Linked DNA regions of Mus musculus: region 2 is linked to region 1. A link is a loop called in an ENCODE intact Hi-C map of the cell type or tissue named here. Cell type or tissue: heart. All regions are shown on one strand. Links, peaks and the distances in the headings refer to the core of each region. The heading gives the core; the rest is flanking DNA. Region 1 holds the start of Gm34502 (a long non-coding RNA gene). Region 2 overlaps Afmid (arylformamidase).

What was found. Hi-C counts contacts between places; a loop is a spot of excess contacts. Peaks named below come from ENCODE experiments on the same cell type or tissue, not always from the same donor. Only the 100,000 strongest peaks of a DNase experiment are listed, where the experiment ranks them.
Region 2: it touches region 1 in a loop (2.1-fold over the local background); 2 of 42 quality-filtered maps call a loop at or near these places.

What each region holds. Positions count from the first base shown.
Region 1 is chr11:117,489,487-117,506,004 of GRCm38, reverse strand. It overlaps Gm34502 (a long non-coding RNA gene), which reads left to right and starts at 7,764. Exons shown (of 4, transcript XR_389183.3): 1 at 7,764-8,134; 2 at 9,917-10,107; 3 at 14,007-14,159; 4 at 15,175-15,330. In heart, for the core only: no CTCF peak of the experiment used is centred there; a DNase peak (open chromatin) is centred at 7,894; H3K4me3 peaks cover 174 bases; H3K27ac peaks cover 1,472 bases; H3K27me3 peaks cover 3,212 bases.
Region 2 is chr11:117,828,958-117,836,957 of GRCm38, reverse strand. It overlaps Afmid (arylformamidase), which reads right to left. Exons shown (of 11, transcript NM_027827.3): 3 at 4,509-4,613; 4 at 4,382-4,430; 5 at 2,106-2,191; 6 at 1,940-2,012; 7 at 1,716-1,813; 8 at 1,377-1,455; 9 at 1,151-1,292; 10 at 446-550. Among named protein-coding and RNA genes, the nearest start is that of Tk1, 6.9 kb to the right of the region's middle. In heart, for the core only: a CTCF peak has its summit at 4,451; DNase peaks (open chromatin) are centred at 4,517, 6,926, 7,557, 7,857 and 3 weaker places; H3K4me3 peaks cover 1,885 bases; H3K27ac peaks cover 3,197 bases.

The DNA of each region.
Region 1 (16,518 bases), core at 4,305-12,304:
TGCAGTCTTGTCCCATTTAGAGCATCCACACTGCAGTTACCACCTCCATTTACTTCCAGAACATTCCTGCCATTCCAGAGGGAAGTCCCTTAGCAGTTACTGTCTGCTTTGTGCCTGTCCCTAGGAATTCACCTGACCCAGAAGTTGTCATAAATGGCGCCATAAAATCACAGGTGGTCCTGACTCTTCACTAAGCTCAGAGTGGCCCTTGGGTACAGCTCTATGACAGCAGGAGGTGGCCTGCACATGCTCAGGGCAGATACAGGGACTGAGGACTCCCTTCTCAGTAAATGGAGCCAGGAGGTCAGCCTCTGTTCACCTGGAAAAGGAAAATGAGGTAATTAGCAATTATGTAGCAAACCGTATGGAAGGAACCTTACAGAGAGATGGATAAACTTACCGCATGTGCAACGCAACTCCACCGCCTGCATATCCGACAGAATGTTTTTGTTTCAGTGTCAGGGGCTTGAAGGGAACAGCTGAGGTCCAGGGACAGTCACACATATTTGGGACAAGATCAGCCACAGCTACCAGGGACTGTTGATGGAAGGACTGGACCCTGGGCAGAATGCAGGTTCCTAGACCACTATCTGAGCATGCCTGTGGATCTGTCCAAGGTGCTATCATCTGCACAGCCAGCGGCATGTAGGCCATCTCTGTCGTCTCTGAGCTTCTAGTCTGCTCCTGCACAGGAGTCTAACATCACTGAGACTTCTCTTCCCACCTGGTAAGAGTGCGACATCTGGCTCTCAATGTCTGTCTATATTACACACACTCTCTCTTCCTCTGTGTGTGTGTGTGTGTTTATGTGTATGTGTGTCTCTGTGTATGTCTGTGTATCTGTGTGTTTGTGTGTGTGCCTGTTTGTATGCCTGTGTGTGTGTGTGTCTATGAGTGTGTCTGTGTGTGTGTCTGTATGTGTGTGTGTGTGTCTGTATCTGTGAGTGTGTCTGTATGTGTGTGTGTGTCTGTGTGTATGTCTGTGTGCTGTGTGTTTGTGTGTGTGCCTGTTTGTATGCCTGTGTGTGTGTGTGTCTATGAGTGTGTCTCTGTTATTAGACGCGTTCTCACGCCCGGCCAGGAAGAACACCACAGACCAGAATCTTCTGCGGCAAAACTTTATTGCTTACATCTTCAGGAGCCAGAGTGCAAGAAGCAAGAGAGAGAGAAAACGAAACCCCGTCCCTTTTTTAGGAGAGTTATATTTCGCCTAGGACGTGTCACTCCCTGATTGGCTGCAGCCCATCGGCCGAGTTGACGTCACGGGGAAGGCAGAGCACATGGAGTGGAGAACCACCCTCGGCATATGCGCAGATTATTTGTTTACCACTTAGAACACAGCTGTCAGCGCCATCTTGTAACGGCGAATGTGGGCGCGGCTCCCAACATCTCCCCCTTTCCTTTTAATAAGAGCAAATAGGCCACCCATATTAATGAGAGTGGAGATAGAGGTCAAATCCCCAGTGTGTAGGTAAAGGAGCCATGTACAGGATTAGCTCTTAGGCTCACAGGCTTTTACCCAGAGCAACCCTGACCTGCTCCCGTGTCGTTTTGCCTGGGGGAAGGGAACTAGGACACTGAACCTTCATGAAAGATGACATGTCTCCCTAGAATAGGCTCATATATGCCGCAGAGCCTTTCCATTGCAGTGCTTAGCCGTGCAACTCTCTCGGGCTGCTGAAGCACACTCACTCTATCCCGTGCAATGAGACTAGCCTCATGGGATATAAGAGCTGAGTGGCCAGCGACCTATTGCCTAAGCATAGATATATCAGGGGAAGCTCCATGTTCTAGTCCTGCAAGCGCCTGGGCAATAACCACCTTGTCTCTCCTAGTTTGGGCCTTAAGCTTACAGACCAATCAAAGAAGCAACACTAATCCACAGCAAAGTGTATCTCCAAATAATATTAATCCCACCCATTTTTTAAAGAAAGAAAATGCTGAGGAGATCCAATTGGGTAATCCTTTGGTCAGGGACAGGTCCAAGCGCGTGGAGTTGACCTGAAGTCTCAATTCCCGAAGGGTCTGTTCAAATTCAGCCATCCAATTCTGTAACATATACTGAAAAAGACTTTTTGACAAATTAGCTGCCCTAGTAAATTTAACATACTGAATGGAAGTAACACACAATCCCGGAAACTTTTGTTTACACCCCAGCTGAGTTATTTGTCATAATACATCTAGTTGTATCTGGACAAGATCTATGAGTTGATTAACCAGCATGAGACCTCTCTGTATCTAGACATTAGTTGAGGCCTGTTTATCTATGACTGTAGTCACCGAGGCTGACAAAGTGTTAATGGTTATCTATTTTTCCTGAAAAGGAGGTAACTAAAACTGCCCAATCATTAGATGTGGCTGCCAAGGTTTGAACCTGTGCAGCGGTATAAGGTACAATTAAAAGATATGGACTTTGCCCAAAGTGGGTGATTGCTGCTTTTAGACCTTTAAGGGCAAGCTGTGCAATTGCATCAGGATACCAATCTATTATTTTAGCTGGGGATACGTTTGGATGAATCCACAACAATGGCCCATTCTGCCACAAAACTGCAGTTGGCAATTGTGCTGTCTTAAAGACACACAAACTGAAAGGCTGCGAATCCTCAATACGTTGTAATTGTGCATTTTGTAAGGCATTTTCCACTTTTTGTAAGGCCTGGTTAGCAGCTAGAGTAAGAGTCCTAGGGGAGGAGATATGAGGATCTCCTTCTAAAATACTAAACAAAGGCCTTAACTCAGCGGAAGGAATCTTTAAAAAGGGTCTGAGCCAATTAATATCTCCCAACAGCTTTTGAAAATCATTTAAGGTATGGAGGTGATCTCTTCTTATCTCTACCTTTTGGGGCACAATCTTATCTGGGGACACCACAGAGCCCAAGAATTGTCCTGTATCAGAAATTTGGACCTTTTCTGTGGCTATCTGTAAACCCCACTGACTTAAAGTTTTAAGTAGAAAAGGATATGCCTTTTGTAGCATGGTAAGGTCTTTATGGCACAGGAGGATGTCATCCATGTAAAGGAGCAAAATTAAAGAGGGGAATTGTTCCCTCACTGGCAAAAGAGCTTCTTGCACATAAAGTTGGCACATTGTAGGACTATTGGACATTCCCTGTTCTTGATGTCCTAACCCTTTTCCTTCTTTATAACCCATCTTTGCCATGATATTTTTTGCTTTAGTTGAATACCCTCCCGATGGGGCGTTTTCATTGGACAAAATAAGGCCCAAATGCTGCATAATATCCCTTCCCCAGAGGTTAACCGGGAGTGGGAGCACATAAGGTATGAATTTCCCTTGCTGCCCTTCAGAGGATTCCCACGTCAAGGCAATGGAGCTTATAGTGGGACATGATTGATATCCTAGGCCCTGTAATGAATGAGATGACTCTGTGGTGGGCCATGCTTTGGGCCACCAATGTGTAGAAATTATACTTTTATCTGCTCCGGTATCAAGGATGCCTTCAAACTCTTTTCCATTAATCTTAAGGCGGAGCTTAGGTCTATCATTTAAAGATACAACCAAATAGGCAGAATCATTTCCTGAGGAGCCCATTTTCTTTATCTCAGGTCCTGCAAATTTCTCCCTGGTATTATCAGGGAGGAGCAGCAGCTGAGCTATCCTATCTCCTTTACTAATAGAAAAAACGCCTTTAGGGCTTGAGCACAGGACCTGTATTTCAGGGGAATGTTGACAATCCATAACTCCAGGGTGGACTACTAAGCCCTGCAAGGTGAGTGAACCCCGGCCGAGAATAAGGCCCATGGTTCCCGGGGGCAAGGATGGTATAGGCTCCACTGGCACCGGCTGAATACTCATTTGAGGCATTAATAGGAAGTCGGAGGCGGCACGCAGGTCCACCCTTGTGGGTCTTCCTGGGTCGCCTCTCTGACTGCTTCCTGGGTCCTGACAAACCGGTTCCCATATCTTTGAGGGCCCTGGGACCGAGGGCCCGATGACCCGTTTTTTGGCACATCAGTTGATTGACTATCAGGTGGGGGAAGAATTCTGCCCTTTATATCCCTCACAGAGCGACACTGGTCAGCTCTATGATAACCCTTGCCACACTTAGAGCAAAGAGTGAGAGTCCCTCCCTGTTTATCTGGAGCTCTGCAATCTTTCTTAAAATGCCCAGGCTTTCCGCAATTAAAACATGTCCTCTGATCATTTCTGCTCATGGAGCGGTTCTGAGATTGGAGGATGGCGGCCGCTAAGCCTGCATTGGTGAGAGGTCCCCCAAGCTCTCGACAGACCCTGAGCCAGTCTTGTAAGCCTTTGTTCTTTCTTGGGGCTATGGCCGCTCGGCACTCCTTTGTGGCTTGCTCATAGATTAGCTGTTCTATCAGAGGCGCAGCTTGCTCTGACTCTCCAAAAATACGCTCTGCTGCCTCTGTCATTCTGGCCACAAAATCTGAGAAGGATTCCTGAGGTCCCTGGATTATCTTTGTTAACTGCCCAGTGGTTTCACCTGCTCGAGAGAGCGCCTTCCAGGCCCTAATAGCCGTGGAAGAAATCTGGGCATAAGCTCCCCAATGGTAGTTTGTTTGATCAGCAGAATAAGCTCCCTGACCCGTTAACAAGTCAAAAGTCCAATCTCTCTGCTCTGGAGTCAAAGCAGCTGCGTTTGCTCGGGCCTGCGCTTGTGCAGTTTCATGCCAAAGAGCTCTCCATTCCATATATTTGCCCATACTAGGGAGAGCGGCTTTTACAACCGTTTGCCAGTCGGCAGGAGTTAGTGCCATGCCGGCAAGCCTGTCTAACTGCACCAAGGTAAAATTAGCATTGGTTCCATATTTACGGACCGACTCGGCAAGCTCTTTAATCTGTAAGTATTCTACCGGAGCGTGGACACGCCCACCCTCGGCTCCTTCAAAGACCGGAAATGCCTGTTGTATTTTCCTTTGTTCCTCTCTGGGAATGAATGAGTCTGCGCACTGCCTCTCTGCGCACTGCCTCTCTGCGCATCTCTCTGCGCATTGCCTCTCTGCGCATCTCTCTGCGCATTGCCTCTCTGCGCATCTCTCTGCGCATTGCCTCTCTGCGCATTGCTGACGCACTACGCAGGGCGGGGGCTCCGCATAGGGCGGACCTTGAAGCCGACTGCCCTGAGGCCAATCAGCAAACTGGCCTTCGCCAGCCGCTTTTGGCTTCCTTAACTGATTAGCTAGCACTTTACCTGGCTGGTACCCTTTTTTCTCATAATGAGCTGCTTCTTCCTCCCAGTCTGTTTCTTCAGAGGAGAATTCATCATCTGATTCAGAGCTACCAAGAGCTGGCTCCCCGAGCCCATCCAGCGATGAGCACAGGCTCCTTTTCCTAGAGACCTCCGCTAATTGATCTTTCTTCTTTTCCCTTTTTCCTCTTTTTCTTCTAATCTCTCTCCAGGTATTCCTACCTAACCTTAACTTTTCCTCGGGTTCAAGACCCTTGGAAAGGCCTGTATACTTATTTTGTGTACCATATTTCCTCTTTGTTCCTACTCTCTCTCCCCACTTTACTTCTGATAGATTGCCCTGAATTTCATCTAGAATCCGCCCTATCTTAATCACCTGATAACATGTGAAAAGGAACAAAAGGGCTTCTAACACTAGAAAAAATTCAAGGCCAAACATTTTCCACTTTACTTCTGATAGACTGTCTTGAATTTCCTTAGAAAGTTCAAGACCAGGCTTACCTCGTAAAGCTGTACTCACTGGTACTCTCGTTCCCCAGCTGAAAAGTTCTGAATTCATACAGTTGAATCCTTCTTAACAGTCTGCTTTACGGGAACCTTTATTACCGCGACCCGCAGTTCTGGTTCTGGAATGAGGGATCTTCCTTGCGCCAGTCCCGAGTTTTTTCTCGTCCCGGAATTCGGCACCAATTGTTATTAGACGCGTTCTCACGCCCGGCCAGGAAGAACACCACAGACCAGAATCTTCTGCGGCAAAACTTTATTGCTTACATCTTCAGGAGCCAGAGTGCAAGAAGCAAGAGAGAGAGAAAACGAAACCCCGTCCCTTTTTTAGGAGAGTTATATTTCGCCTAGGACGTGTCACTCCCTGATTGGCTGCAGCCCATCGGCCGAGTTGACGTCACGGGGAAGGCAGAGCACATGGAGTGGAGAACCACCCTCGGCATATGCGCAGATTATTTGTTTACCACTTAGAACACAGCTGTCAGCGCCATCTTGTAACGGCGAATGTGGGCGCGGCTCCCAACATGTCTCTGTGTGTGTCTGTATGTGTGTGTGTCTGTATGTGTCTGTGTGTCTCTGTGTATATGTGTGTGTGTGTATATGTGTGTGTGTGTGTAGAGGCCAGAGGCCAACCTGCAGGCGTCCGTTCTCTACGTCCTGGGCCCCCGGGATTCCACCATGTAGATCTGGGAGAGCAAACTTAAGTCATCAGATTTGCTACGATGGCAAACACTTCTTGCAGCTGGGCCATCCCAGCAGGCCCCTGTTGCTTGTGCGCCTTTTTCAACAGAGCCTGCTTTGGAAGGATGCTGTGGACAGGCAAACCACAAGTGCTGCATGCAAGTGTGATCTGTGCCACAGTGAGGGGACTCAGTGTCCTGTGTCATGAATGCTCTCCACACTGTGTGGGCAATGAGCTACTTCCTTTGGGTGTCTCCATAGGCCTGGGTCACCCACCTATCAGAACCTACAGCAGAGAGTGACTTGGAAATGGCGAAAGTCATTGTCTTAGTTAGGGTTTTATTGCTGTGAACAGACACCATGACCAAGGCAACTCTTATAAGGATGACAGTTAATTGAGACTGGCTTACACATTCAGAGGTTCAATCTGTTATCATCAAGGAGGGAGCATGGCAGCATCCAGGCAGGTGTGGTGCAGGAGGAGCTGAGAGTTCTACATCTTCATCTAAAGGCTGCTGGCAGAATACTGGCTCCCAGGCAGCTAGGATGAGGATCTTAAAGCCCACACCCACAGTGACACACCTATTCCAAAAAGGCCACACCTTCTACTAGTGCCACTCCCTGGGCAGAGCATATACAAACCATCACAGTCTTTAAGCTCCCAAACCCATTTCCAGTGACACACGTCCTCTGGCAAGATGCCAGATTATGGGAGGCATCTCCTTCAAACCACCACATTCTGCTCCTGGTCCTGATACTCCCAGGCATTCCAAGTTTGCTCTCCCTGCTTCCTGCTTGTGCTCTCAGCTGTTCCGACTGCCTTCCTGCCTGCTGCCATACTCTCCTACTGTGATGGTGATGGACTCTTATCCCTCAGGAACCATTGCCTCAAATAAACCCTTCCTTCTCTATGCTGCCTCGGTCATGGTGTTTTATCACAGCAATAGAAAAGCGATTAAGACAGGCACCCTTCTTTATTCTGATACAGTTCAGGGCCCAGCACATGAAGCGAAGCCACGGCACTTGGGGTGGACTCTCCTAACCGTTGACAAAGTAATCCCTCCCTTGCTGGGTGAAGACTTTCCAGTGCGGCAGCTCCGGCGGTCCCTCTGCTCCCATAGACAACCGACAGCCCTTATCCCTGCTCTGTAAGTAACAATAAACTCAATGGTTGAGCTACTGTTGCATTGTCAATGGGGACTTATAAAAAGGGATCGTCTTGTCTGTGTTTACCTCTTTCCAGGGATGGAACTCTCAAACCCCCAGCCTCTTTACCCCTGGCACAGACACCCTATTGCCCTGTATAGAGCCTGGGAGAAAGTCTGTCATAAAGAGACAGGTGTGGATGTGGTGGGCAGATGTGGTTAGAGCAGCTGGTTCCAGCTCTGGGTTTTGTCCCCATTCCCAAGACAGGGTTTATTTGTGTCCCAGACTCCTGTCTCCTGGGAGGGTAACCATTCCTAGGCTGGAACATGAGCCATTTTCTGCAGGGAACTCTCTTCTTGTGTACACACAGACCATTCATGGCTGAAATGCGGCTGTCAGCTGAGTGCCTGCACATTGGTGTAAGATCACAGACTGCAGGCAGCCAGCTGGAGCACGTGACCCCAGAAGCAACCCCTGCACACTGGGCCACTGGCCTGTGCGGCTGGATCTCAGCTGCGACAGAGTAGAGCCAGCCTTTGTGTGTGAAGAACCGACGAGAGCCTGGTTTTATTTATTTTTAATCAGCCATTTCAGCGCGTTCCCTCTAGTCAAAGGCAGCGCCGAGCTCCGTGCAGGTGCCTTGTTTGTATTTAGCGTTTATTTACCCAGGGAAGTCTTGGGGGGGTAGGATCTCATTTGTGGAGACCCCAGTGGCAACACGCCATTACTCAGAGTCTAAATGAGCTCTGCACAGACGATGAGAGGGGAGGAGAGGGGAGGGGAAGAAGGGAGGGGGGAAGCAGAGGAAAGGGTGGGAAAAGAGGGCAAGGGAGGAGGGAAAGGGAGAGAGGAGTGGGAGGGGTTTGGGGGGAAGGAAGAGGAGCTGAGGGAAAAGAGGGAATGAGAGAAAGTGGAAGGGGTGAGAGGGGAGGAGAAGAAGGGGTGAGAGGGGAAGGGAGGAAGGGGTGAGAAGGGAGGGGAGGAAGGGATGAGGGGAGTGAGGGCCTCACCAGAGCAACAGTGGACAGCACAGCCTGCTGTCGGTCTTCCAGGCCAGGCAGTGCTGGAGCTTCAGCCTGGACATTGAGAGACAAAAGCTAGGCTCTCTCTCCCTCCAGCCTGTGGGGAGGGGCTGGGCACCCTAGGAACAGGCTAATGAGCATGGGCAGGTGGCTCACACATCAGGCCCCACTCTGATTTTAGGGGCACCAACTGACCCTTTAGGGAGCTGGCCGACCCTTCCTGGGAAAGGTTGCAAGTATCTACAGCCTTCAGTGACCCAACACCCCCCTACGCCCCCACAACATCAAGGCTAGAACCTTCCCCTGCTGTCCCCACCTACCTATGTCCCCCACTGTGTGGTGAGGCCTCCCTCACCCACTACTTAGCTGGCTGTTTCATTTCTTGTCTTCTGTGCAGACTCACGCTGATTTCTGAGCTGAGGCAGCCAAACGGGGTCCCTCTGCACACCATAGGAGAGGATTCCCTCAGCACAGTGCAGGCTGCCAGCAGCCAGCATCGCTGCAAGCTCTGTCTAGGCTGGTCCCTGAGGATGCCTAGGCATGGTGGAACAGGATGTCTGGTCATGCAGAAACCAAGAGGAGAAAAGGCCATTTGATTTCAAACAGAGACAGGCCACATCCTTTGGGTCCTTCATTTGGCAAAGTGAGAGCGAGTCCTGGCAAATGACAAGGTCCAATATCAATTAGCACCTCCCAAAAGCTGCTGAGACCAGTCAAGACCAGTCATTATGCAGGGCTTCACCTCCACCCACAGTGGGTTATTTACATAATAGCCTGCCCCTCAGGTTACCCTTCATTAACAAACATGTGCAAAACACAAGCAGCCGGCTGCATCTCATAAATATATATTGTTAACCTGGTATAGACAGCTGACTTTCGCTTGCTCGGAAGAGAAGGGGCGAGAGGTGCCTTCTGCAGGCTGAGCCTCTTGGTCTGAGGCTCCAGTCCATCCTTCAGATGAATTCTTCGGTTTAGGTTCCAGAAGCAAACGACTGGGCAGCGTAGAGTGGTTTTTCCTTCCTTTTTCTTCCTTCCTTCCTTCCTTCCTTCCTTCCTTCCTTCCTTCCTTCCTTCCTTCCTTCTTCCCTCCTTCCCTCCATCCCTCCCTCCCTTCTGTGTGTGTGTGTGTGTGTGTGTGTGTGTGTATGTGTGTGTGTGTGTGTGCTCGAGCATGCTTGCACTTTCTCACTAACCTTCAGTCTCATTCCTAAGTGCTGTCCACCTGGCTTTTTGAGGCATGGTCTCTCACTGGGACCTTGCTGGCTGACTGACTATCCTGGCTGGCTGGTCAGTGAGTGTCAGGGATCCCCCTGTCTCTGCCTCCCCAGTGCTGGGATTACAGGCACACCAATAACACTCAGATGTCAGGATGATTTCCTGAGTGGTTTCCAGCAGGATTACCTTCATCCCTCCTGGCGCTGGGATTGGAGAGAGGACCAGAGATGCACAGGTCTGTTCTGGAAATGGATACCCAATGGATGCAGAGCAGAGAAGCACAGCCTATGTGGCTGCTTGTTTTGAGTGCCTCCTTCTTCACCCTGTTTTCTGGAACCCTGAGGACTTCTCTCCATCCCTAAGAGGCTGAGGTGGGTGACTTTGGGGTGTGCTAGGTCACAGAGAAGAGTCACTCAGGTGGTGAGGCTATAAGCCCAGGTTGAGGTGAGTGTTTGAAAGATAAAGCTATGCAGGAGCTGGACAGATTCCCTCTTCAGCATCACCCGTCTCTGCTCTGTTCCTTACAAAGGGAATTCACACAGTATCCAGCCAGTCCTCTCAGCCACCCTTGCATGGAGCCTTGGAGACTCAAGGATGGAGTGTGTAGACAGGAGGACTGGGGAAGGGGGCTGCATCCGTAGCCTCGAGGAAGTCATCATCCACGCTGGGTTTCCACCCTGTGGGTGTGGCTGTTTCAGAGTCACCCACACTCATGACCATCATCCTTTGCCTACCACTTTGTAGGTAATCTTGTTAAACTCCCTGATTCCCAGGGAAATGTTTGTGGAGTGAACTGTGGTTTGTCCCTGGGACCTTAGAAGGAGGGAGGTAGATGTTGTCTGGTTCCTTGGCTTTGTCCCAGCCACCCTGCAACCAAGGGATAAAATCCTTGCAACAGGTAGGCACAGCCTGCTTGTGGGTCCTGACTCACCCAGCCTGAGCTCCTCTGCGGAGTGAAGGCAGCCTTAGCCCAGCAGGGAAGGTCCTTTCATCTTGTGAGCAGCCCAGGAAGCAGCATTGCTGGGGCAGGGTCCTACTTCTGTGCCACAGGCTCAAACCCAGTGGTGTCTGCTGCTACCTCTGTCCACACCACGGCTCCTGGCACCATCAAGAGGGCGTGTTGCTTGACATTAATCCCCCAGAAACCTTTTTAGCTCTCCGTTCAGTATTTCCAAACCAATTAATAGCTCTGAGTTTGTGAAAAGGATTGACATTCGGGTTTTCCATCGGGGACTCCCTCCAGTCCCAGCACCAATCTGATTTAGCAAAGAAAGAAAAGCAGATAATTTTTAGCTTGGGGGAGGCTGGAGGCAATCACAAACACCCTTGAGCAGAGCCTCTGGTTTAAAGTGGTCACGGTGCTCCCCGCTCCCCGCTGTAATTGGACTTTTGAGCCCCTTTAATGTGAAAGGAGGACAGGTGGGGGTGGCTGTGAACTCTGTTACTTTGTGTTTCTTCCCTTCTGGGAGCTAAGGTGGGGCTCCATTTAACTGGCATGAGCCAGGATGGTCTCAGCTTGGACGGCATCCCACAACATGCAGGAAACGATGATCATTTATGGTTCTGGGACACTGGGTAGTCAGCATGGCCAGAGCAGGTGAAAAGCTGGATAATTCCTGCTCTATCTTGATCAAGCCATTAAGTGTTAAACTAAGAGGCAGCTGCTTGCAGGGATACAGCTGTGATACGCATGAATGCAAGAGCGAATGAGTTAATGATAGAAGAGCAAATGAATGTGGAATGAGGTAAGAAGAGGGTGAATGTGTGCATCCATACAAGAATGAGAATGCAAATGAAAGTGTCTGAATGAATAAATGGATGGATGGACTGATGGATGGATGGATAGATAGATGGATGGATGAATGGATGAATGGACAGATAGGCAGACGGATGAATGGATGGATGGACAAATGGAAGGATGGATGATGGATAGATGGATGGATGGATAGATAGACAGGCAGATGGATGAATGGATGGATGGACTAATGGAAGGATGGATAGATGAATAAATGAATGTATGAATGAATCAATCAATCAATATACGTTCAGACAAATGGATGGATGAATGGATAGATGAATGAATGAATTGACAGATGGATAGGCAGATGGATGGATGGATGGATGGATGGACAGATGAATGAATGAATGAACAGATGGATGGACAGATGGACGGATGGACGGATGGACGGATGGATGGATGGATAGATGGATGGATGGATGATGTGTGACACATGGCTCTCTAGCCTGGCATGGACAAGAACAAACAGATTCACCAATCCTTCCTGGGGCCCAGTTGAGATACACAGTGGCTGACAGAGGTGCCCATCTGTGGTGGGGCCAGCTAGGGATGGGGCTTGATGTTCTGGCAAGCAGGGCAGATAAGGCTAGGAGTCCCTCCATAGTGGGTGGATTGGGGCTGGGCTGGGCCAGTCTGCCCTTACCACACTGGCATTTGATGTCATCATCCTTGAGGGAAAGACACATGTGGGCTGTCATGAATCCTAAGGATCCATCCCACATCTTCTTGGAACCCCTTTTGACATCAGAAAGAGGACAAGGGGGTGGTGGAGAATCACAGCTGGGGGTTACCCCAATAGAGGCAGCTTTTATGTAGGAAGCCTGAGAGACTCTAGGCTGGAAATACAAGGCCTAAAGACATTATTAGCCTTGGGCTCTGGGGGAAAGGGCACTGAGAAATCTGCTTGGGCTGAGGGTCAGGGTCTGGCCTTACCTCTAGAAGACACCCTTAGGGTTTTTACAGCTGTAATAAAACACCCTGACCAAAACACAAATTAGGGATGCCAGGGTTTATTTGGCTCAGTGTACATCATCCAAGGAAGTCAGGACAGGAACTCAAACAGGACAGGAACCTGCAGGCAAGAGCTGATGCAGAGGCTATGGAGGGGGCTGCTTACTGGCTTGTTCACATTCCTTGGGTAGCCTGCTTTCTTATAGAACCCAAGTTCACCTGCCCAGGGATGGCTCCGCCCACAATGGTCTGAGTCCTCCCCCATCAATCACTGAGAAAGTGCTCTACAGCCAGATCTTGATTGGCATTATTTTCTCCATTGATTTTCCACCTTTCAAATGATTCTAGCTTGTCTCAAGTTGACATAAAACTATCCAGCACACCCCCACTTCCACTGCACCAAACCTCTCCCCAGGGACACCTCAAACCTGTGGGGAGGAGAGACTAGACCAAGCATAAGGCCAGAGGAGGGAACAGGAAGCCTCCGTGGGCCTTATCTCTCTCCCTCACGCAGGGGCTTCTGAGGGGAGTGGGTTTCTGGCTTAGCTCTCCTCTTCAGGCCCTTACTTGTGTAGACATAAAAACATGGAAGTCCCAGCTTTGTTACATGAAAGAACCAGACGTATAATCGATTCCCTCAACTCCTAACCGTTTGGTCCCTGCTTTGGTTGTCTTCCAATGGGAAAGTGCCAGGCACCTGGGCCGTCTTGAGTGTAGAGAGCCAGAAGTTAGGAGGTATATTGTTGCTAAGTGCTGGACCATTGGCTCAGAGTCCCCAGAGCAGCCTGTGTGACTCTACTCAGGGTTGGAGCCTTGTGCAGAAGTGACCCTCAAGATACACGGCTGGGTGGAGAGGGGCGTGCAGTCCTGTCTCCTCCTACCCTTGTGTGTGTGACAATGTAGACTGCTCTAAGCGCTCTCTCCCTGGGCTAGGCAGCGCTCCTTCTATACACACACACACACACACACACACACACACCCTTGCCCAATGACCTGTCATTCAGCAAAGGGAGGCCTGAGCAGGCCTGGGGACACAGGGGACCTATCACTCCCTAGGTTCAGAGATGCTGGGTCAGATTCTTAGAAGTCTCTCTGAGGGTCAGCAAGGTCCAATTAGAAACCAGAGTTCAGAGCAAGCCAGGTTCCCACCTAATCCTCTGCTGAGCCCACTTGCTGGAAAGCCACTCTTCTGGGGGATTGGATTTCTTTGCCTACTCTGGAATCCCCTGGCTTTGGGGGACCTCAGCATAGGCGGCAGTCTGGAATGAAAAGAAACCTTCTTTCAATAAAGCACAAAGCCCCCTCCTGCCCGCTGATCCCTGCGCTCCTGCCCCCTCTCATTAACCCCTCCCTCCATTTTTGCTCCAGGAGATGCTTTGGATTTCAGAGTGAGTCTGGGAAGGTGGAGGGGGTTGGGTAGGAGGGAGGCAGGAGGGCCTTCATGGTGCTCAGCAGGGCAACCTGGAAAATGCCAGTCATGTATTTTTAATCTGCCTTCTCCTCTCTGAATGGTAAAAAAAGCAAGATGGCGGTGAGGTTTGACTGGCGTCCCTAAGGGGCACCGAAGGAGGCTGCAGTTTGAAGAGAGGAGCACCAGGGTCTTCACAGGCACAGCTGAACTCCTGACTCCACTGCTCCTTCCCTCCCTCTCGGGTGGCGGGACGCCTCCCCAAGGTACTCCTCAGAAGAGCTGTCTCTCTAAGAAAATGAAAAGCCTCAGAGCTCTGATCAGAACCAGCGTGGCTAAGGAGGAAGGGCGGAGAAGAAACTGGATAAAGGGCGCCAGTGACTCCCGCTCCCTCCCCCGCGCCCCCCTCCGCCTCTACCCAGGCCCCTGCTCCACCTATGCCCCTACCCCTGCTCCAGTCCTGTGCCTGTCCTTGTCCCACCTATGCCCCTGCCCCAACCCAGGCTCCTACCCAACCCATATCCCAGCCTCTGCCTCTGCCCCCACTCCTATCCATGCTCCTGCCCCTAGGCCTGCCCATCCCTATCCCCGTCCCCACAGCACACCTGTACCAGCCCCTGTCTTTGTCCATACCCACGTATCTGCCCCGGCCCCATCCCTACCCATGCCCATTTGCAACCTTCTGCCCCCACCCCATCTATGCACCTGCCCCTACCCCCTTTTCACCCCTGTACCTACCTGCCTCTGTCCCTACCCCCACCAATGCACGCACCCCTTTCTTTTTTTTTTTTTAAAGATTTATTTATTTATTATATGTAAGTACACTGTAGCTGACTTCAGACACACCAGAAGAGGGCATCAGATCCCATTACAGATGGTTGTGAGCCACCATGTGGTTGCTGGGATTTGAACTCAGGACCTCTGGAAGAGCAGTCAGTGCTCTTAAACCGCTGAGCCATCTCTCCAGTCCCCCACGCACCCCTTTCTCTGCACCTGTCACTACCTGATAGATGTTTCCAACAATGCCAAGTAGAAATGGCTTTCACTGGGGAAGGGAGGATAATGGCCAGAAAAGTTTCTCTCCAGGGTGAGAGAACCTGGTTGGAGAGCAAGGGCATTGTGGTCTGGTTCCAGAGAGCTACCGGGGAGCTGAGTAGGCACAGTGTCTGCTGGGGGTGGGGGGATTCAGCAGAATAGCTGGGTAGTCACCATGTAGCCCTGGAGGCCTTGGGCAGGTCACTGGAGTTCTGAGAGTTCCTGATTTCCCCTCTCCATTTACAGATAAGAGCCATCAATCAAGTACTTTGTCAGAGTGCTAAGCAAGGAGCTAATTCATGCCGCGAGGAAACTATTTCTATACACACTGTGAAATAAAACAGAGGAATGGTACTGTAAAAGTGATAAAGAGCATTTAATAAAAATACTATTATTTATTTATGTGTGTGTGCGTGTGTCTTTGAGTGTGTGCCCATTCGTGTGGAGATAGGAGAGAGTGCATGCCTGCGGGTGACCAGAAGAGGGTCTAAGACTCTTAGGAGCTAGGGTTACAGGCCTGTGTGGGATCCAAACCTGCTAGCTGGGTGCTGGGTTCAGACTCCAGTCCTCATGACTATGCCGTCAGTGCTCTTAACTTGTGAGTCACCCTTCCAACCCCAGAAAGAGCCTGTGTGTACCACACAGGTGAAAAATGAAGACTTAAGCCCCAGATAAGGGCTGAAGAGATGGCTCAATGGCTAAGAGCATTGGAAACTCATCTAGAAGCCAGGCATGGTGGCACATGCCTTTAATCCCAGCACTTGGGAGGCAGAAGCAGGTGAATTTCTGAGTTCGAGGCCAGCCTGGTCTACAGAGTGAGTTCCAGGACAGCCAAGGCTACACAGAGAAATCCTGTCTCAGGGAAAAAAAGAAGAAGGAGAAGGAGGGGGAGGGAGAGGGGGAGGGAGAGGGGGAGGGGAGGGGAGGGGGAGGGGGAGGGGGAGGAGGAGGAGGAGGAGGAGAAGGAGAAGGAGAAGGAGAAGGAGAAGGAGAAGGAGAAGGAGAAGGAGGAGAAGGAGAAGGAGAAGGAGAAGGAGAAGGAGAAGGAGAAGGAGAAAAGAAACTCATCTAGAGAACCCGAGTTCAGTTCCTGGTCCCACATGGTGGCTCACAGGCCTCTGTAACTCCAGTTCCAGAGGATCCAGTCCCTCTTTTGGCTTCTGTTGGCACTGTGCACATGTAGTGCCATACATGCATAAATGCAGGTAAACATTCATACTCATAAAATAAAAACAAATGCATCTTTAATAGAAATACAATGTCTTTTTAAAAAAAAAAAGAGCCAGAATCACCAGATGACACATATGAAATGTATGATGACGTCATTCCCATGAACATGTGTGATGATGTCACTTCCATGAATATGTGTGATGATGTCATTCCTGTGAGCATCACAAGAGACATTCTCTCTATGTGCTCATCCATTCATTCACTAAACACTGGCTACTAACCCTGTTGGGTATTAAAGCATTAAACACTATGCATGGTGCATACCAGAAGGCTTTGCATCATGTTTGGTGTGTGGTCATATGCAGCACATGTGATAAGCACAACAATGAAGTCGTAAGTCAAGAGCTCAGGGTGTGGAGG
Region 2 (8,000 bases), core at 1-8,000, 340 kb before region 1:
CCGCCTGGGTCCTAGGGGTCAGCCTCAGCTTCTCAGACACCATAGCAAGTCCCTTTCTTTATCCACTGAGCCATCTTGCCGGCTTCTCTGAACTGTTTATGGTACTCTCTGTGTCAGAGCCGTAACAAGTCTGATACAGTTGTACACACCTCTAACCTCAGCGCCCCAGGAGACTGAGGCAGGAGGATCACTACAAGTTTGTGGGCAGCCTGATCTATATTTTAAGTCCCAGTCCAGCCAGGGTTATACAGTGAGACATTGTCTCAGCAACAACAATAATAAACAATAAACACTCGCCACATGCCCTTCTGTGGAGCCGGCTTTGGCTTTTCCATCTAGGCACTGCCAATCTTTCCCTCTGCTCTTGACGCCCAGGCCACGCCCATGTGTGGGCGTGGGATCCACGCTGTCCATTTAGAAAGACTGTTGTGGGGGTTAGCCCCACCTGGGTGAGCACGTCATCCTCCCGGGTCAGATTCTCTATGATGTCAAAGTGATCCACACCACGCAGCTGCTGGAAAGAGGCCTTCCATCCCACGCGGAGAAGTGTCTGGATAGAAATGAGGGGGCGGGGCATGAGAGTGCGGCTGAAGTGGTGGCTCTCAGTAAAAGGCAGGTTTTTTTGAATGGCTTTGTTGAATGAGGGAATGACCGTCCTGGGGTCCGCTAGACAGAATATGTCTATTTATTACAGTCCTGGGGATTGCACCAGAACTTTGTTTATGCTTACCAAGCCCATTACCATCGAGTTATACCCTAACCTTTCTTTCTTTAATTTTTGTTTTGTTTTGTTTTGTTTTTCGAGACAGGGTTTCTCTGTGTAGCTCTGGCTGTCCTGGAACTCACTTTGTAGACCAGGCTGGCCTTGAACTCAGAAATCCGCCTGCCTCTGCCTCCCCAGTGCTGGGATTAAAGGCGTGCACCACCACGCCCGGCTTCTTTAAATTTTATAACAGGGTCTTACTAAGTTCCTTAGAGCCTTGAGCTCTCTTTAAAGCACACCCTGACCACATGATCCTCTTGCCTCAGCCTCCGGAGTAACTGGGAGTCCACGTGTGCACCAACAGGTCCAGCTCATTTGGGCAGAATAACGAGGGAGAGGAGACCACATGATGCTGAACCCGGGGTCATAGCTGGCTGTTAGCAGTACCTCGTAGAACTCCTTGGACTGCCGGTGGAACTCTGGGGAGTCATGCTGACCCACAAGCACCAGCACAGGGCAGGCTGGAGCCACAGGCTGTGCTGGAACCACATCCAAGTGTCGCTGTGGACTGTTTCTCTGAGCATCTTCCCTGGGATGGGACAGTGGTGGGGTCAGGACAGAGGGGAGACAGGCCTCGGGTGGGTGCCGGAGAAAGGAAGGGGTGATAACTCACAGGGTCATGCGCAGAGGGTCATTCTGGGAGGTGGCTATGAGGGGCTCCAGGTCGTAGATCCCACTCACCAGGAGAAAGCCTATGAAGGTGAGGAGCTCAGGCCAGCAGCCAGGCCTGGTAAGACCAACCTGCCCACCCTCCAGGCCAGAGAGGAAGACCAGGACTGTGGGCAGAGGCAAAGAAGGGTCTCCTCTACTCAAGTTATCAGCCTTTCAACCAGCTGCTCTACCCTCTCACTGCTCCAGAGAGGGTATGAGCTGCCTGGCCAGCTCCTCCCATACCCACAGAAACCTTACAGGTTGGATGCCAGCCTGGGCTACCTGACAAACAATAAGAAACCTTGGAGGTTGGGTGTGACGCCATGCTTGGTCCAGCGGGCCAGGAGCACCATAGCAGCCAGGTGAGCTCCCGCAGAGTGTCCGCAGAGGTAGATTCCCCTGGGTGAGACAGAGACCCGGATTACGGCTAAGGCATTTCCCTAAGGCATCAGAAGTCCCGGTCTGTGTCGGGCTCCACAGACCTAGCCCTCCCTTGCTCCCTGAAAGCATCCGTGAGACACCTACTCATTGCTTGGATAGCGCCTCTGTAGAAACACGACACTGCGGGTCACCTGGTCCACCATCTGGTCCAGTGTGCCTGAACAGAGCAAAATGCTGGGTCAGGATCCACCAGGGGGCTCTATCTACACAAAGCTCTGGCCCGCAGATCTTCAGGGGCCACCCTTATTACCTTTGGGTGCAATGTCATAAGCCACTATCACCACCACGATTCCCTGTGCAGTCAGTGGGTTTACCATGAAGGCCGAGTCATCTTTACTGTGGAAAGACAAAAGTGGGCCGGGGGCTGGAGGGCTGGCCCATGGGTTTAGAGCACTGGCTACTCTTCCAGAGCGCAAAGATTCAACCCTCAGCTCCCATGCGGAAGCTCACGAACATCTGGAACTCCAGTTGTTCTCCTAGCTCTGCAGACACCAGGCAGGCTCGTGGTGCACAAGCAGGAAAATGCCAGCACACATAAAATGATGATAATGTAGCTTACAATACATACTTGGGAAGGAGAGGCAGAAGAGTCAGGAGTCCAAGGCCTTCCTCAGCTACTTAGTGAGTTTGAGGCTAGCCTCAGCTATGAGACCCAGTCTCGAAAAGCCCAAACAACGTAAAATGAAAGATAAAGATGATATGACAACTGTAAACAACTTGACCATGATGTTGCCTCCCTAAGGTCCTGGACAAACATGCCTCAGGGCAGACGCCCCATGCGCACAGGACACTGTGCTGAGGGAAATGAACAGGCTGTCCTCACTGTGGACTTTAATCTCCAGGCTGCTCCCTCCCTTGGGAAACAGAGACAATTATGTCCCTTCTCTTAGCAAGCTGTGAGAGTTAAAGATTAAAAGTGTAGAGAGTTAAATGGAATACAGCAGCTGAATAAGACGAAAAACTAAAAAAATGTGCATGCTGCAGGGGCGGGGTGGATCCGGTGGCAGGCATCTCGGGATGGTCCTCAGAACAGCGGTGTCCTCCAAGACCCCAAACACCCTTCTTCTCAATGCAGGGACACCAACTGCATCTATTTAGTGTGTATGCAGCATGTATGTGTAAACACAAACTTGCTGCTTCATGCATCCCAGCCTGGCCTCAAACTCCCTATTTAGCCGAGGATAACCCTGATCCCTGACCTCCAGCTCCCGAGGGCTGGAATCACAGGTACTCAATATCACGCTGAGTTTTATTCAGTGCCAGGGATGTAACCCAAGGCTTGCTGCAGACCACAGGCCCTACCGCCCTGCTACACCCCACCTTCTTGCTTTGTCTTCTGAGACAAGGCTGGCCTCAAACCTGCAGTAAATCCTCCTGTCTCAGCTTCCCTGCTCTTATTTCCAAAGCACCAAACACTCCATGTCCTCTTTTTTTTTTTTTTTTTTTTTTTTTTTAAAGATTTATTTATTTATTACATGTAAGTACACTGTAGCTGTCTTCAGACACACCAGAAGAGGGCGTCAGATCTCGTTACAGATGGTTGTGAGCCACCATGTGGTTGCTGGGATTTGAACTTTGGACCTTCGGAAGAGCAGTCGGGTGCTCTTATCCACTGAGCCATCTCACCAGCCCAACTCCATGTCCTCTTAGTCCCAAACAAAGCTGGCACAACAAGCACCTTTACCCGCTGAGCCATCTTGTAAATTAGAAACTGACAACCTTGAGGTCCTCTACATGGGACAAGGACATCTACATCTAAAACAATGCCTTTAAAAAAAGATTTACTTCTTTAAAAAGAGGTGGTGGCACACACCTTTAATGCCAGGACTTGGGAGGCAGAGGCAGGCAGATCTGAGTTTGAGGTCAGCCTGATCTACCCAGGAACTCCAGCATAGGCAAGGGTACACAGAGAAACTCTGTCTCAACCCTCTCCCCAAATTATTACATTTTTTTAAAAGATTTATTTATTTATTATATGTAAGTACACTGTAGCTGTCCTCAGACACCCCAGAAGAGGGCATCAGGTTAGGCTCATTACGAATGGTTGTGAGCCACCATGTGGTTGCTGGGATTTGAACTCAGGACCTTTGGAAGGGCAGTCAGTGCTCTCTCCAGCCCCCTATTACATATTTTGAATGTATATGTCTGTGCACATGAGTGATGTTTTTGTGGAAGCTGGAAGACAGTCAGATCCCTGAAGCTGTGGGTGCCGGGAACCAAACTCAGGTCCTCTGGAAGAGCATCAGGTGCTCTTAACCCCTGAGCCATGTGTCCAACCCTACTGGGACACAAGCATCAGTGACCATGTGAAGACGGAAGCAGAAGCTGGAGACACGGCCACAAGCACACTGCCTCGTTAGCACCTCTAGCCAGGCACCGCAGCACCTCCATTCTGACTTCCTGCCACACGCCACGCTTCTCTCCTTATAGGTTGGACCACTCGCTACTGTGTCAGGGCAGCTCCGGGACACCAAACTGCGGAAGGGTGACTCATGCTTACTAGTCACCTACAGACATCCTGCTCACCTTCCACTCTGCCAGTATCCTCCATGCAAGAACAGGAACAGAGGGAAAGCTGTAAGACAAGGCAGGGGGCGCTGGTGAGCCGGACAGCTGGCTGCCTGGAGGGGACCGTCGGCCCCGCCCATCTCACCCTTGGAATCCTCATCGGGAAAGTAGATGTCCAGTTTCTCCCCTTCGCCATCTCCATAGGGGACATCCAGCTGGTTCCTCCTGGTGGCCCGGGCCTTCTGGGTGGCTGCAGAGGCAGGCGAGTCGCTGTCAGTTAAGTCCAGGTACAGCAAGTTCTGGGCTGTTTGCAGCACCCTCCTCAGTGGTAAGTGCTCAGCTGAGGTAGCTTCCGCCGGGAGCCCCGCCCCCACCCTGACAGCTGCGGACAAGTGACTCGTGGTCCCAGAAGGCATTGCGGCTGCCGCTATTTCACTGCATTCTGATTACATTTACCACTAGATAGCAGACACCTATCTAGGCGTTAACATTTGTATTCATTGTGTGTGTGTGTGTGTGTGTGTGTGTGTGTGTGTTAAGGTGTGAGCGTGCAGGTCAGAGGACAACTTACAGGAATTTATTCTTTCCTTTCACCATGGGTACTTGGGATCTAGCTCAGGTCACCAGAAGAGATCTTGTGTGTGGTGGTGAGGGGGGTGTGGTTGCCAAGTCTGCCTCAGCCCCTGCCTTATTTTTACTTATCTATTTAAAAAAATGTTGGGTGTGGTTTTGAGACTGGATTTCTCTGGGATCCGCCTGCCTCTGCCTCCTGAGGGCTGGGATCAAAGGTGTACACCACCACACCTGGCTCTTTGTTTTATTTTTTTTGAGCAGGGTCTCAAAAAGGTCTATCAAACTCACCTCACCAGGCTCCTGTGCAAGCATTGTTACCCACTGAGTCATCATTGTCACCTTGAAATGGATTTTTTTTTTCAGACAGGGTTTCTCTGTGTAGCCTTGGGTGTCATGGAACTCACTCTGTAGACCAGGCTGGCCTTGAACTCAGAAATCCGCCTGCCTCTGCCTCCCAAGTGCTGGGATTAAAGGCGTGTGCCACCACCACCTGGCTGAAATGGATAATCTTGAGACCATCCAATTAGGGACAGGGACATTTGAATCGAAGACAGTGCCTTCTAAAAAAGATTTATTTTATTATCTTAACCAAAAACTGGAGGTGGAGAGGCGATGTCTTGGCAGTGAAGAGCAACAATACTGGGATCCAATAACTATCCAAATGATCCCTGCCTCATACTACAAAGATCAACTCCAGATATGTTAAACGTACACCAGACTTTGAGAAAGCACCTTAGGAGTCAGTGACAGGGCTTAACAGGTAGAGAGGCTTGCCGCCAAGCCCGGAGAGTCGACAGAGTTCGATCTCCCAGACCCACCTGGTGCAAGGAGAGAAACAACTCTCAAACGTTGTCCTGACTGCCACACACCCACTGCAGCACACACTCATAAAAGGACAGCAGCAAGACGCTTTCATGACCCTGAAGTCAACAAAGACCACACATAACCAGGACCCCAGGAATAATACTCAGATGAGAAGAGATCCGTCTGTGACCTGCCAGCACCCAGGAGGCTGAGGCAGTAAGGTCTTAAGGCAGCCTGGGCTATACAGGAAGCCTATCCCAAGACAAACAGAAAGTATTTCCTCATGTAAAGAGCAAGCATGGGTTACACAGGTCCCATACGATGGTCACAGCCATTCTCTCCACCAGCCACACCGCTGTGTCCCCCTGCGATGCCCTCAGCTCCTCTCCCCGAGACTCTGCCTCCACATCCTATCTTGAATCAGGGTCCCCCTTCCCACCAGCACTGAGACTCCCTGGTGGGTTCTGCCTCCTCTTGTCCCCAGAAGGTAGTGGTACCCCTCTCTATTCTTCCTGCTCCTCGCTGGACTCCTATAGCCACCGCCGCCGTCAGCATCTGTCGCAACAAGCATCCTTTGTGACCTCATCCTGGCTGAGATCCAACCATAGCCACGTATGGATTATCTTAGGGTGCCAGAAACCACCCTGCTGACAACAACCTTGTTTATACTGTGCTGACCCTGGGAACAAGCGCCTTCAGGAAGTGTAGCTTCCAGGCCAGAAGGTGGCCATGATTGCCAATAGGAGGGCACTGGTAGTGTCCTCCACGGGGCCTTCCAACAAGGGAGATGTGTGGGTCTCGGAGTCTCCTCAGCAAAGCTAGCGACCTTGCTAAGAGTCCTGACAACTTGGCCTGGCTGAATTAGATTTACTTGGTGCTAAAACCACACTTTTGTTGTCCGTTGAAGAGCAACAGAAACAAAGCCTCTGTCGGACATAGGAACAGCACACAGAAATCTCAGACATTCAAAGCACGGCTGACTTGAGAACAAGGACCAGCCTCTGGTCCTTGTGAATTCCCCTCAACCTCCAGGCCCTGAACCCCAAAGCAGCAATACAGGAGGGCTTTTGAAAGACACTCCAGAATAAACTTTGTAACAAAGAGGAAATTGGACTTTAATTACTCATAACCCAAAGCGCCAAAACTCCAGGGTCTAGAAGTCATGGCCCAGAGCCAACCAGAATGCTGTGTTAGCAGTCTAACAGTGGGAGCAGAGGTCAGAAGCCAGGCAGATGAATCCAAGCATGAGAGAGAACTGGTCAGTGGGAGGCAGAAACCAGAGCTCAGTATAGGTCATAGATACGGACTCAAGCATGCTCTCTCCTTCTGGAACCTTCAGTTTGTTTTAGACAGGATTTCATGTAACCTTGGCTAGCCCAGAGCCCTACCTAGCCAAGGTGACCTTGAACTTGTGACCCTCCCACCTGCACATTTCAACATTTGGGATCATCAGACTGCATACCACATTGTTTTGTTTTGCATTTTTGAGACACATTTATCCAGGATGACCCAGAACTGCTATGTAGCCCATGCTGGCCTTGAACCTCCTGCTTCAGCCTCTTGAAATGATAAGATTATATTTTTGTGAGTTTTCTAGAGACTTACCTTATTTAATGTGTACATCTGTGCATGTGTATGTGCGGGTACACATGTGCAGTTCTCTGTGGAAGTCAGAGGAAGGCTTCAGATCCCCTCAAGCTAGAGGAGTCCTGAGATCTGTCTGTTAGTGCTGAGATTAGGGGGTGCACCAGCAGGACAGCCCTGCCAGCATTTCCTGAGAGTTGGCCACAGCGGGTTCTGAGCGAGCAGTGGCCTACTATCAGCTCTGGGCTTTGGCTGGTGAGTTCTTTCCCCTGCTGGGCTGGCTTTTTATCTCTCCAGACAAGACAGGCGAACATGCTCCCTCCAGGCCTGCACATCTCCACATAGTTACTGTGACCGCCACAGCAAGGACCCTTCAGAGCCTAGGGGACCCACACTAGGGGACAAGAAACAAGACACCCCCAAAGCCTGATTCTCTCCCTGGCTGTCTCTATTGAGGAAACTCCCCAGGGCAAGGTTTTGGTCAGTCTGCTGAGACTAGGCACTTGTCCAGCATCCAGATTCCCGCTCTGAGCAGACAGCCAGCTGTCTCCACAGCCTACTTCCCTTTCAGAGCAGTTCCCCACCCAGCATGAACAAGGATTTGCAGCCACCACAGCACCTCTACACTCTGGAGCAGAGGGCAGGCCTCACGTGTACTCAGTCCCAAGCTCTGATT